Regions from separate parts of the Mus musculus genome. Here region 2 is linked to region 1. A link is a loop called in an ENCODE intact Hi-C map of the cell type or tissue named here. Cell type or tissue: gastrocnemius. All regions are shown on one strand. Links, peaks and the distances in the headings refer to the core of each region. The heading gives the core; the rest is flanking DNA.

Region 1 (5,379 bases), core at 209-5,208:
CTGTATGATAAGAACTTCAAGTGTCTGAAGAAAGAAATTAAAGATCTCAGAAGATGGAAAGATCTCCCATGCTCATGGATTGGCAGGATCAACATTGTAAAAATGGCTATCTTGCCAAAAGCAATCTACAGATTCAATGCAATCCCCATCAAAATTCTAACTCAATTCTTCAACGAATTAGAAAGGACAATCGGCAGATTCATCTGGAATAACAAAAAACCTAGAATAGCAAATACTCTTCTCAAGGATAAAAGAACCTCTGGTGGAATCACCATGCCTGACCTAAAGCTATACTACAGAGCAATTGTGATAAAAACTTCATGGTACTGGTATAGCTACAGACAAGTAGACCAATGGAACAGAATTGAAGACCCAGAGATGAACCCATACACCTATAGTCACTTGATCTTTGACAAGGGAGCTAAAACCATCCAGTGGAAGAAAGACAGCATTTTCAACAATTGGTGCTGGCACAACTGGCGGTTATCATGTAGAAGAATGCGAATTGATCCATTCCTATCTCCTTGTATTAAGGTCAAATCTAAGTGGATTAAGGAACTCCACATAAAACCAGAGATACTGAAACTTATAGAGGAGAAAGTAGGGAAAAGCCTCGAAGATATGGGTACAGGGGAAAAAATTCCTGAATAGAACAGCAATGGCTTGTACTGTAAGATTGAGAATCGATAAATGGGACCTCATAAAGTTGCAAAGCTTCTGCAAGGTAAAAGACACTGTCAATAAGACAAAAAGACCACCAACAGATTGGGAAAGGATCTTTACCTATCCTAAATAAGATAGGGGGCTAATATCCAAAATATATAAAAAAACTCAGGAATGTGGGCTCCAGAAAATCAAATAATCCCATTACAAAATGGGTCTCAGAGGTCAACAAAGAATTCTCACCTGAGGAATACCGAATGGCAGAGAAGCACCTGAAAAAAATGTTCAACATCCTTAATCATCAAGGAAATGCAAATCAAAACAACCCTGAGAATCCACCTCACACCAGTCAGAATGGATAAGATTAAAAATTCAGATGACAGCAGATGCTGGCGAGGATGTGGAGAAAGAGGAACATTCTTCCATTGTTGGTGGGATTGTAAGCTTGTACAACCACTCTGGAAATCAGTCTGGCGGTTCCTCAGAAAATTGGACATAGTACTACTGGAGGATCCCGAAATACCTCTCCTGGGCATATATCCAGAAGATGTCCCAACCGGTAAGAAGGACACATGCTCCACTATGTTCATAGCAGTCTTATTTATAATAGCCAGAAGCTGGAAAGAACCCAGATGCCCCTCAACAGAGGAATGGATACAGAAAATGTGGTACATTTACACAATGGAGTACTACTCAGCTATTAAAAGGAATGAATTTATGTATTTCCTAGGCAAATGGATGGACCTGGAGGGCATCATCCTGAGTGAGGTAACCCATTCACAAAGGAACTCACACAATATGTACTCACTGATAAGTGGATATTAGCCCAAAAACTTAGGATACCCAACATATAAGATACAATTTGCTAAACGCATGAAACTCAAGAAGAACAATGACCAAAGTGTGGACACTTTGTCCCTTATTAGAATTGGGAACAAAACACCCATGGAAGGAGTTATAGAGACAAAGTTTGGAGCTGTGATGAAAGATGGACCATCTAGAAACTGCCATATCCGGGGATCCATCCCATAATCAACTTCCAAACGCTGACACCATTGCATACACTAGCAAGATTTTGCTGAAAGGACCCAGATATAGCTGTCTCTTGTGAGACAATGCTTGGGCCTAGCAAACACAGAAGTGGATGGTCACAGTCAGCTATTGGATGGATCACAGCGCCCCCAATGGAGGAGCTAGAGAAAGTACCCAAGGAGCTAAAGGGATCTGCAACCCTATAGGTGGAACAACAATAAAAACTAACCAGTACCCTGGAGCTCTTGACTCTAGCTGCATATGTATCAAAAGATGGCCTAGTTGGCCATCACTGGAAAGAGAGGCCCATTGGACATGCAAACTTTATATGCCCCAGTACAGGGGAACGCCAGGGCCAAAAAGTGGGAGTGGGTGGGTAGGGGATTGGGGGGGAAGGTATGGGGGACTTTTGGGATAGCATTGAAAATGTAAATGAGGAAAATACCTAATAAAAATATTTTTTAAAAAAAGAGTTCTGTCTGTCTTTGTCTTTCAAGTGCTGGGATTAAAGGCATGTGCCACCACTGCCTGGATATATTTTTTTCATCAGATCACATTTCTTTAAAATCAAAGCTGGTACCAAGCTTTCTGAAAGTTCTGATTTTGATGAAGTATAAACTTAGGACTCATGTCAAGGGGAGACAGATATATCACTGTAACATCCCACATCTTGTTAAGGATTTTACACCCACGTGAACAGCAGTACTCACTCACTCACTCACTCACTCACTCACTCACTCACCCTCTTCCTTGAGCTACACTCACTCTACTACCTAAAGCTCACACTCCTGGAATTGAACATCAAAGATCAAGCCTTTGGTATCCTGCCACTTTCCAGAAGATGGCCTTTTAAACACACCTGTCATTGGATCTCCCAGGTTCTCAGATGCCAACTTTATCAAGGGCCCAGCTCTGTCTTGCACCTGACACACCTAATGTCCCTCAGCAAACCCAGCTGAAGTGGTATCCAGGCTCTTTTATTTCCCTGGCCCTCCTCCTTACCCTCCTGCACACTGACCCTCTCTGCATCAGACTCAGGCTGCCATCCCTGCATGGAGTCCCCTGGCTCTCCTTCTCAAGTTCCTTCTGTCATCTGAGCTTTCCCAGACACCTTCTGTTCAGTTCCCTTACCTTCATCCATAAGTACATCACACTTAGACCCGTGTGTGAACAGTTCCCTTACTCCAAGACCACAGAATGCAGGGGAAAGGAAAAGAGGCTTACTTTGAACTGGGCTGCTGCCATTCTTTCTGGTCCTTTACTGCCCCCTTGTGATGATTTGCCTGTAGGAACTCTTGTGTGTTGTCACCCTAACTGCCACCAAGCACTCTGTCCAGGTTGATTAAGGAAGGAGATCTTTGTTATCCAAAGCATTCTAAGGCCTTATCGAGCCAGATACACAAACCAGTTCACTCTCCTTTCGTTCCACTCACCCTTGCTAGAGCTTGGGAGGCTGCTTTCCTCTGGAAACTGGCTCAGTGGATCAAGAAGGGATTTCAAGTAGGCTAAACATCAAGATGGAAGATCCATTCATTCCCCACCAGTCCCATTTTCTTCTGATCTAACAGAACAGGCCTGGGGAAGGTGTTCAGTTTCCCCAGGGCAGATGGATGCTCACTCTCTGCAAGGTGCCTGGGTTGTATGTGCTGCAGCCGTCAGCTGCCCACAGCCTGGATGTCCAGTGGTGAGCTCCACTTGAGCCCTTGCAGGGATTCCTGAGGATTTCCCCTTCCCTTTACAGAGTGCATGCTGCAGCTACATCCTCACTGACTGTCCTCCAACACAAAGAATTTAGGGATGCAGGAGTCAAAACACAAATGTATAACAAACTGTGGTTTAGAGATCTGCCCTGAAATTTACTTTCATTTCCAGAAACAGGCAACTTCTCCTTTTATACCATAGAACATTGTCCAGTTACCTGAATTAAAAGTTTCTTGATATGACAGGGGCAAGGAAAGACAGATTGTCTCTGTGTTAATGAGAAACAAAGTGGTCTTCCTACTCTGTTACTAGCCTGTGTGAAATGGTGCTGCTCTCTCTCTCTCTCTCTCTCTCTCTCTCTCTCTCTCTCTCTCTCTCTCTCTCTCTCTCTCTCTCTCCCAACTCTGTCTATTGTAGTGATCAGGACTCTTGGTTTGGTTTGCTGTATAGAACTTCAGCATGGTTTTGCCTCCTGACTGTAGTATGGGAACTCAGTTCCAATCTATAAACATTACTCCTCAAATATGAGGTAAGAAAGAAATTTTGATGCTGGGTGAGATTTTACTTCTCTCTGTGATATCATATGACAGGCAGGTGACTTAACTGTCTGTTAACCAGTCCCATGGAACCTGAAACTCTCTTCTGCCCTCTAAGGGAACCAGACATGTATCCACTAAGTGCACAGACATATATGTGTCAAAACACCCATATAAATGTAAGCAGACAGATAAATGATGGCTTAATTGTGTATGGACAGGCAGACAGACAGGCAGACATTAGAAATGGGAAGGGTAGAAACTGAGGCTCTAATCTGCAATCCCAGGTATTACAAGAGACAGGCAGTTTTGTTCCCCCTACCCGGAGCCCCCCACACCTTGTTTAGTTTGGGGCTGTCTGGTTGAGCAGGTAGGGCTTCTTTCATCTGTGGGAGTTGAGGTCAGTTACTAACTCCATTATCATGTAAGACCTGAAACCTGTCTTGACTGGCTTCCTCTGGCCAGAGACACTGGGAGCAATGAGAGAGAAAGAGAGAGAGAGAGAGAGAGAGAGAGAGAGAGAGAGAGAGAGAGAGAGAGAGAGAGAGAGAGAAACCGTGAAAGAGGCTAAATCAATAGAAGGAAAAAGAGAGAGAGAAGATGGGAAATGGATGAAACAAGAGGGGGAGGCAGTTGCATTTAGAGCTGGGGATAGTAGATTTTCACACCATGGCTCAGTAGGAGATACATTTAGTCTGTGTGTGGGTGTTCATTAGAAGGAGACTCTCAGATCATCTCTTCAGCCCAGGGCCATTTGTTATCGTGTTCATGACCTCCTGGGTACTTCTCAAGGCTTCTTCTGGTTCTAGAGAGTCTCTTTGCTAAAAAGGAGGGAAAGGAGACTTGCCCTAGAGGGATAGACTATGCTCTATAGTTGTGGTATACACTACCCACCTCCCCAACCAGTGTGAGCTCAACCACTCAGAGGGAGGCGAGTTTTAATTTCCTAAGACCAGGAGCAAGATTCGGTCTGTGATCTGGCAATGCTGAACTGAAGCACTCTAGATTAGATGGTTGGCCCAGGCTTGCGCTCAACTAAGCAGGAGTCAGGTTCACCAGCACTGACTATGGACTTCACTGGATATAGAAAAGAAAGGTGGCCACTGGAGTGACCAAACACACACCTTTTCCACATTAAGCATTAAAAGATTTTATTGTTCTTTTCTTTGAGCTTCATAAAGGTATGGGAATTTTCTCAGACACGAAATGCGTTGGCACATGGAAAGGAGATGTGGAAGCCCTGATGAAATTCTAACCTACAAGAGGTTCCAGGCAACTCACTATCAGCCACCCATCCTTGGGTCACAGCAGCTGAGGCACATCTTGTGCATTGCTGGACAAGTGCTTAGAGCTGAAGGGTTGCAACTGGGCCAGTGACTTGCAAGGCTTCTGGTGACCCAAAGACAAGTTGGACAGAGTGTAAAATGGAATTGTTAAGAGTTGGATT
Region 2 (5,379 bases), core at 284-5,283, 89 kb before region 1:
GACCCCATTTGTGCCACATTTACACTTTGGGAGACCTTGGCCTGGGGTCCCCGCATGCCCAGGAGTTCTGTAATGGTTGGTCTTCTTTGTCAATTTCTCTGGATTAGAAGCACCTAGGAAACAACACTGTGTGGATTTATAAAAGTGCATTCAGAGAAGACTTACCCTGAATATGAGGGGACAGAATCTCATGTGCTGGGTTTTGTCAGGATGAGAGGAAGGTGGGGAGATGGAGCGTGGGCTCATCGGGTAAGAATTTGCATTGCCCTTGCAGAGGACCTGAGTTCAGTTGCCAACACTCACAACTGGGCCCTGTACAACCACCACCTTCTGGCTCCAGGGGGGTCCTACATTCTTTTTCTGCCTTCTAGGGGAAGATTGCACTCACCTGTACAAACTCAAACAGACACAACGCGAACATGTAGTTACACAATCACATTTTTTTAAGGGAAGGTGAGTTGAGCATTCCTTTGTTTCTTACCTGTCTGGAAACAATGTAACCAGCTGCCTCAGACTCCCGCTGGCATGCTTGCCTTGCTGTGGCAGACTGCATCTCTTCTTGGTTCCTTCCTTAAATTGTCTCTTGTCAGGCATTTGACACAACATCCGGAAAAGTAAGTTATCCAGGTCTACTTTGGGAAGTGCTGAGCTCATGGCCATTTTCTTTAAAGGAAGCATCAGATTTTCCTAGGGGCTTGTGACCAATGGCTTTAGAAAATTTCCCATAACTGTTAGCATAGCTAAGTCAAAGGACTAAGGGTGTGTGTGTGTGTGTGTGTGTGTATGTATGTATGTATGTATGTATGGTGTGTGCATGTGTGGTGTGTGTGTCAGGTTTGAATGTAGACCTTGGTGTACTATATACACTGCGTTTTGTACCTATGTAATATAATCGAGTCTGTTTTGTCTACATCAAACTTATCTTTTCCAAACCTATCTTCACAGCACACCAGCTAAAGAATTGCTGTTTCAGCCCACGTTGCTGATTAGAATCAGCTGAACAGCACAAATGAAATCTTCACCTTTAGAAAAAAAAAATGCTTCACCGTTGTGTAACTCAGATTGCAGAGGCTTGGAGTGGTTCAATCGCACGACCCAGCAGAGGGAAGCACAGGTGAGCTGTGTTGGCTATTTTGGGGACGGGGAAGAGAGGGCACCACTTTAAAGCTCTGAAAATCACTCATCTTCAGAGAAGAAACAGCTTGGTCTTTCTCCGTAGAGTTGATGGTCCTGAAACTTCAAAGAAAAGACACTCCTGCCCTCTGGTGCTCCTTGACCCATGGTTACCAGCTGACCTTATTTAAAAAGTAGCCATGCATACATACATGTAGGCAGAGATCAGAGCCACGGTGTGTGGCCGAGAGTGGAGAGAGCAGAGATTGTCAGTGAAGGCTCATTAACTTTTGCCCAGGAACACAGAGGGTTTTTTTTTGTTATTGCTATTGTTGTTGTTGCTTGTTTGTTTGTTTGTTTTTATGGTGGGGGGCATTTCAAAGGTTACTGGAGCCAACATTGTAAAACTAAAGAATACTGTATAATAATAAAGATGCATTTTTCATGTGTGTACATGGGTGCATGTAGAAGCCAGTACTGGTGTAACATGTATATGCCAACATACCCAGCCTCTTTTGGAGCTATGTTCCTGGTCTTATTCTTTATTATTTTGAGATGGGAACCACATACATATTCTAGGTTGGCTTTGAGCCTACAAATGTGGCCAAGGATGACCTTGAACCTAAGAACTTTCAGCCTCCACGTCCTAAGTCCTGTGAATGCAGGCATGTGCCACCACACCCAGTATATATGATGTTGGGGACTGAACCTAGCCCGGTGGTAAGGATCAAACCCAGGGCATCATGCACGGTAAACAAAACTCTTACCAATGAAGCCATATCACCAGTGCTACGCCTCTGAGCCTTCTTTCATTTTTTAGTAGGTTTATTTAGAGTGCACATGTGCAGATCAGAGGACAACCTACAGGTGTTGGCTCTCTCTACCACGTGGGTCCTGAGGACTGAACTCAGGTCTTCAGGCTTGACAGCAAGGGCCTCTACCCACTGAACTCTCTTGCCACCCATTAATTTTTTTGTTTTCTCTCTCTCCTTCCTCTCTCCCTTTTCCTCCCTTTCTCTTTCTTCCTTCCTTTCCCTTTCTTCCTTCCTTTCCCTTCCTCCCTTCTTTCCTTTCTTTTTGAAACAGGTCTCATTATATTGACCTGGATGTACTAAAATTCACTATATAGACCAGGCTGATCTGGAACTCACAGATCTACCTGAGTGCTGGAATTAAAAGCATGGGCTACTACAGCCAGCATATGTTTTATATTTGAATCACAGTCTCACTCTGTAGCCTAGGGTGACCTTGAACTTCTAATAATCCTTCTGCCTCTGTCTCTGGAATTCTGGATTTACACACATGCAGCACTGTGCCCAGCTAAGAGTTCTATTTCTAAATCTATGAATAGCTGCTGGACCTCTCAGTGAAGGCTCTCTCCAACAGAAGGATAACTGTTGGCTGATGTCCTGAGGTCTGCTCTCTGGGGGCTTGGAGCTGTGGAGTTGGGGTCAGTGCTAAAGTGACATGGATAAGTTAAGTCATTTTATGTTCCTTTTGGGGAGAGGGCTTGTGTCTGTTCCATTATAAGACTCTAGTTAGGTTCATAGAAAATTCTGTCAGGCTCCCTGCAAGAACTCTGGGAACCGGTTTCAGGTTCTTTGGAGCCTGGAATGGATTTTCCTGCTCAGTCCCCGTCCTGCACTGGCCTTTGCAGTCAGAAAGGCCTAGAAGTCTGCTTCTCAGCTTCTCACCCACCTCCCCACCCACCCACCCTTTACCCCTCCCCAGTAGCAGTTCGTAGAGGACTTCCATACCTTATCCGGCTCATATTGCATAAGTGTTTACTCTTTCAACAGGATTTCTGGTTGTCTATCATGTGCTAACTGTGCAAAGGGCTGGAGAACTGAAACAAAATCTGGTCCCCCAGGAGAGGAATCTAAGCGATCCCAGCCCAGTTTGTCATCCGATTGGAAATTAGAAATGTGTCCACCAGGTGGCGATCAAGAGAAGTCACTAGAACTTTTTTTTTTTTTTTAATTTATTTATTCCCTCCCTCCATCTACCTCTGACTACTGTTTTATTTCCCCTTCTGAGTGGATTCAAGCATCCTCCTTTGAGCCGTCCTTGTTATTTAGCTTCTTTGGCTCTGTAGATTGTAGCATGGTTATCCTGTACTTTATGACGAATATCCACTTAAAAATGAGTACATAGCATGGATTTCCTTTTGGGTCTGGGTTACCTCACTCACTTGGGATGATATTTCCTAATTTCACAGGGTGGGTGAGGGTTAGGTGTAGAGAGAGATGGGGAGAGAGGGCCGAGAGAGTGAAGGAAAATCAGTGAGAGTTGGGGTGGAGGGCGCATCTCTAGAATGTGCCAGAGACCTGGGATGGGGGAGGCTCCGAGGAGTCTATGAGGGTGACTGTAGCTGAGACTCCTAGCAGTGGGGATATGGAGCCTGAAGAGGCCATCCCCTGTAGCCAGGCAGGACTCCCAGAGGAAGGATAAGGACACCAACCCATCCACAAAACTTTCCACCCAAAATTTGTCCTGCCTATAAGAAATGCAGGGACAAAGATGGAGCAGAGACAGAGGGAATAGCCAGTCAATGTCTGGCCCAACTTGAGAGCCATCTCATGGGTAAAAACCAATCCTGGACACTGTTAATGATACTCTGTTATGCTTGCAGACAGCAGCCTAGCATAACTGTTTTCTGAGAGGCTCCACCCATCAGCTGACTGAAACAGATGCAGTGACCCACAACCAAATATTAGAGGGAGTTTGGAAGGAGACTCCACAGGAAGACCAACAGAGTCAACTAACCTGAACCCTTGGAAGCTCCCAGAAATCGGACCACCAACCAAAGAGCATACACAGGCTGGACCTAGGCTTCCCACTCATATGTTACTGTGGGGAGTGGGTGTGGCGGTTATCCCAAGATGGTGCCCGGGACTGTAGCCAAGTCTAATGACTTGCACCTGACTTCCTCATACACCTGAAAATAAGGCACGTCCATCGTGAGAGCTGCGCAGGCCCACCATGATGCAAGATCAGGCCATTTGATGAAGGCCAATGAACTGAGATTACGCGGACTGGGCTGATGGGGCGTGGTTGAGGGGTTATATAAGGGATTGCGATTGGGGCTAGAGGAGATTCCTGCTTGCATGTTGAAAGCTTCCTGAATAAACTGCTTTGAGAAGAACGCTGTGTCGTCACTCTTTTTTGCTGGTCGGAGACAGAAGCGACATGTTACAAGTGTGCGGCTTGGTCTTTATGCAGGACCCCGACAACTGGAGCAGGGCTCTCCCCAGCTCTGTTGCCTACCTGTGGATCCTGTTCCTCTAACTGGGCTGTTTTGTCTAGCCTCAGTAAGAGAGGATGTGCCTAGTCCTGCGGTGACTTAATATGCCAGGGTGGGGTGGTACCTAGGGTGGTCTCCCCACTTCTCAGAGGAGAAGAGGAGAGGGATGAAGGGAGGGGCCATGTGAGGGAAGGACCGGGAGGAGAGGGAGGCTGAGATCAGGATGTAAAGTGAACAAATGAATAAATTAATCAGTGGAAAAATGCGTATTTATTTTATTTTATGTGTAAGAAGAGGGTGTCAAGCCCCTGTAGCTGGAGGTCTGGAGGGTTGTGAGCCACCCTGTGGAAGAACAGGCACACAGCACAGTGACTTCTGCCTCATGTGTACTTTTCTATCGGTTGTTTTAATTGTTCACTTTCCAGGCCTCGCTGAGATACCCAAGACAGAAACACAAATGCCTCTCTGTCCCCATGCTGCACACTCATTTGCCGACTGTGAGTGGCACGTTTTATAGAATGGAATGCACAGAATGAGGTGTGCCCTGGGGAGGAAATTCCTGTGTGGATGGATGACTGGTTCCAGCTCATTACCACCATGGCATCCTTCAAAGATGACACACATCTCTCCCAGCTGTGCTTTCCCCGTCTGCTCAGTCTCCGTGTAATTTGATTAAATGTGTCTTTTCCCCCCATCATAATGGAGAGAGAGGCCATGATCCTAGTATGCTAGGAAGATGAGTGCTGGCTGAGGAAACCTGAGACAGGCAGTGGCACCTGTCAGGCCCTGGCTGTATGGACTGCAGGTGGAGGTGCATAGGCCCCTTGGAGAGCGAGCGTATGATGACCCCATGTGACCTGGATGCCCGATATTGAACTGCAGAATCTGGTGTTCACGCTGCTGGGTTTCAGTCTTTGTTTGATCCAGTGTTTCTTTTTTGCTATTTTCCTGCTCCTTCCTTTTGGGATGTGATTTTAAAAATTTGTTATTATTATAATTGTTGTTGTTATTATTATTATTAT

The links. Hi-C counts contacts between places; a loop is a spot of excess contacts. Peaks named below come from ENCODE experiments on the same cell type or tissue, not always from the same donor. Only the 100,000 strongest peaks of a DNase experiment are listed, where the experiment ranks them.
Region 2: it touches region 1 in a loop (8-fold over the local background); 18 of 42 quality-filtered maps call a loop at or near these places.

The regions. Positions count from the first base shown.
Region 1 is chr3:98,440,618-98,445,996 of GRCm38, forward strand. It overlaps a transcript of Gm4450 not described here. Among named protein-coding and RNA genes, the nearest start is that of Gm4450, 14 kb to the right of the region's middle. In gastrocnemius, for the core only: CTCF peaks have their summits at 1,828 and 3,002 (motif pointing left); no DNase peak of the experiment used is centred there.
Region 2 is chr3:98,351,048-98,356,426 of GRCm38, forward strand. It overlaps Gm31420 (a long non-coding RNA gene), which reads left to right. Exons shown (of 3, transcript XR_001783933.2): 1 at 1-614; 2 at 946-1,114; 3 at 3,746-4,252. Among named protein-coding and RNA genes, the nearest start is that of Gm31420, 2.8 kb to the left of the region's middle. In gastrocnemius, for the core only: a CTCF peak has its summit at 3,046 (motif pointing right); a DNase peak (open chromatin) is centred at 3,037; H3K27ac peaks cover 1,052 bases.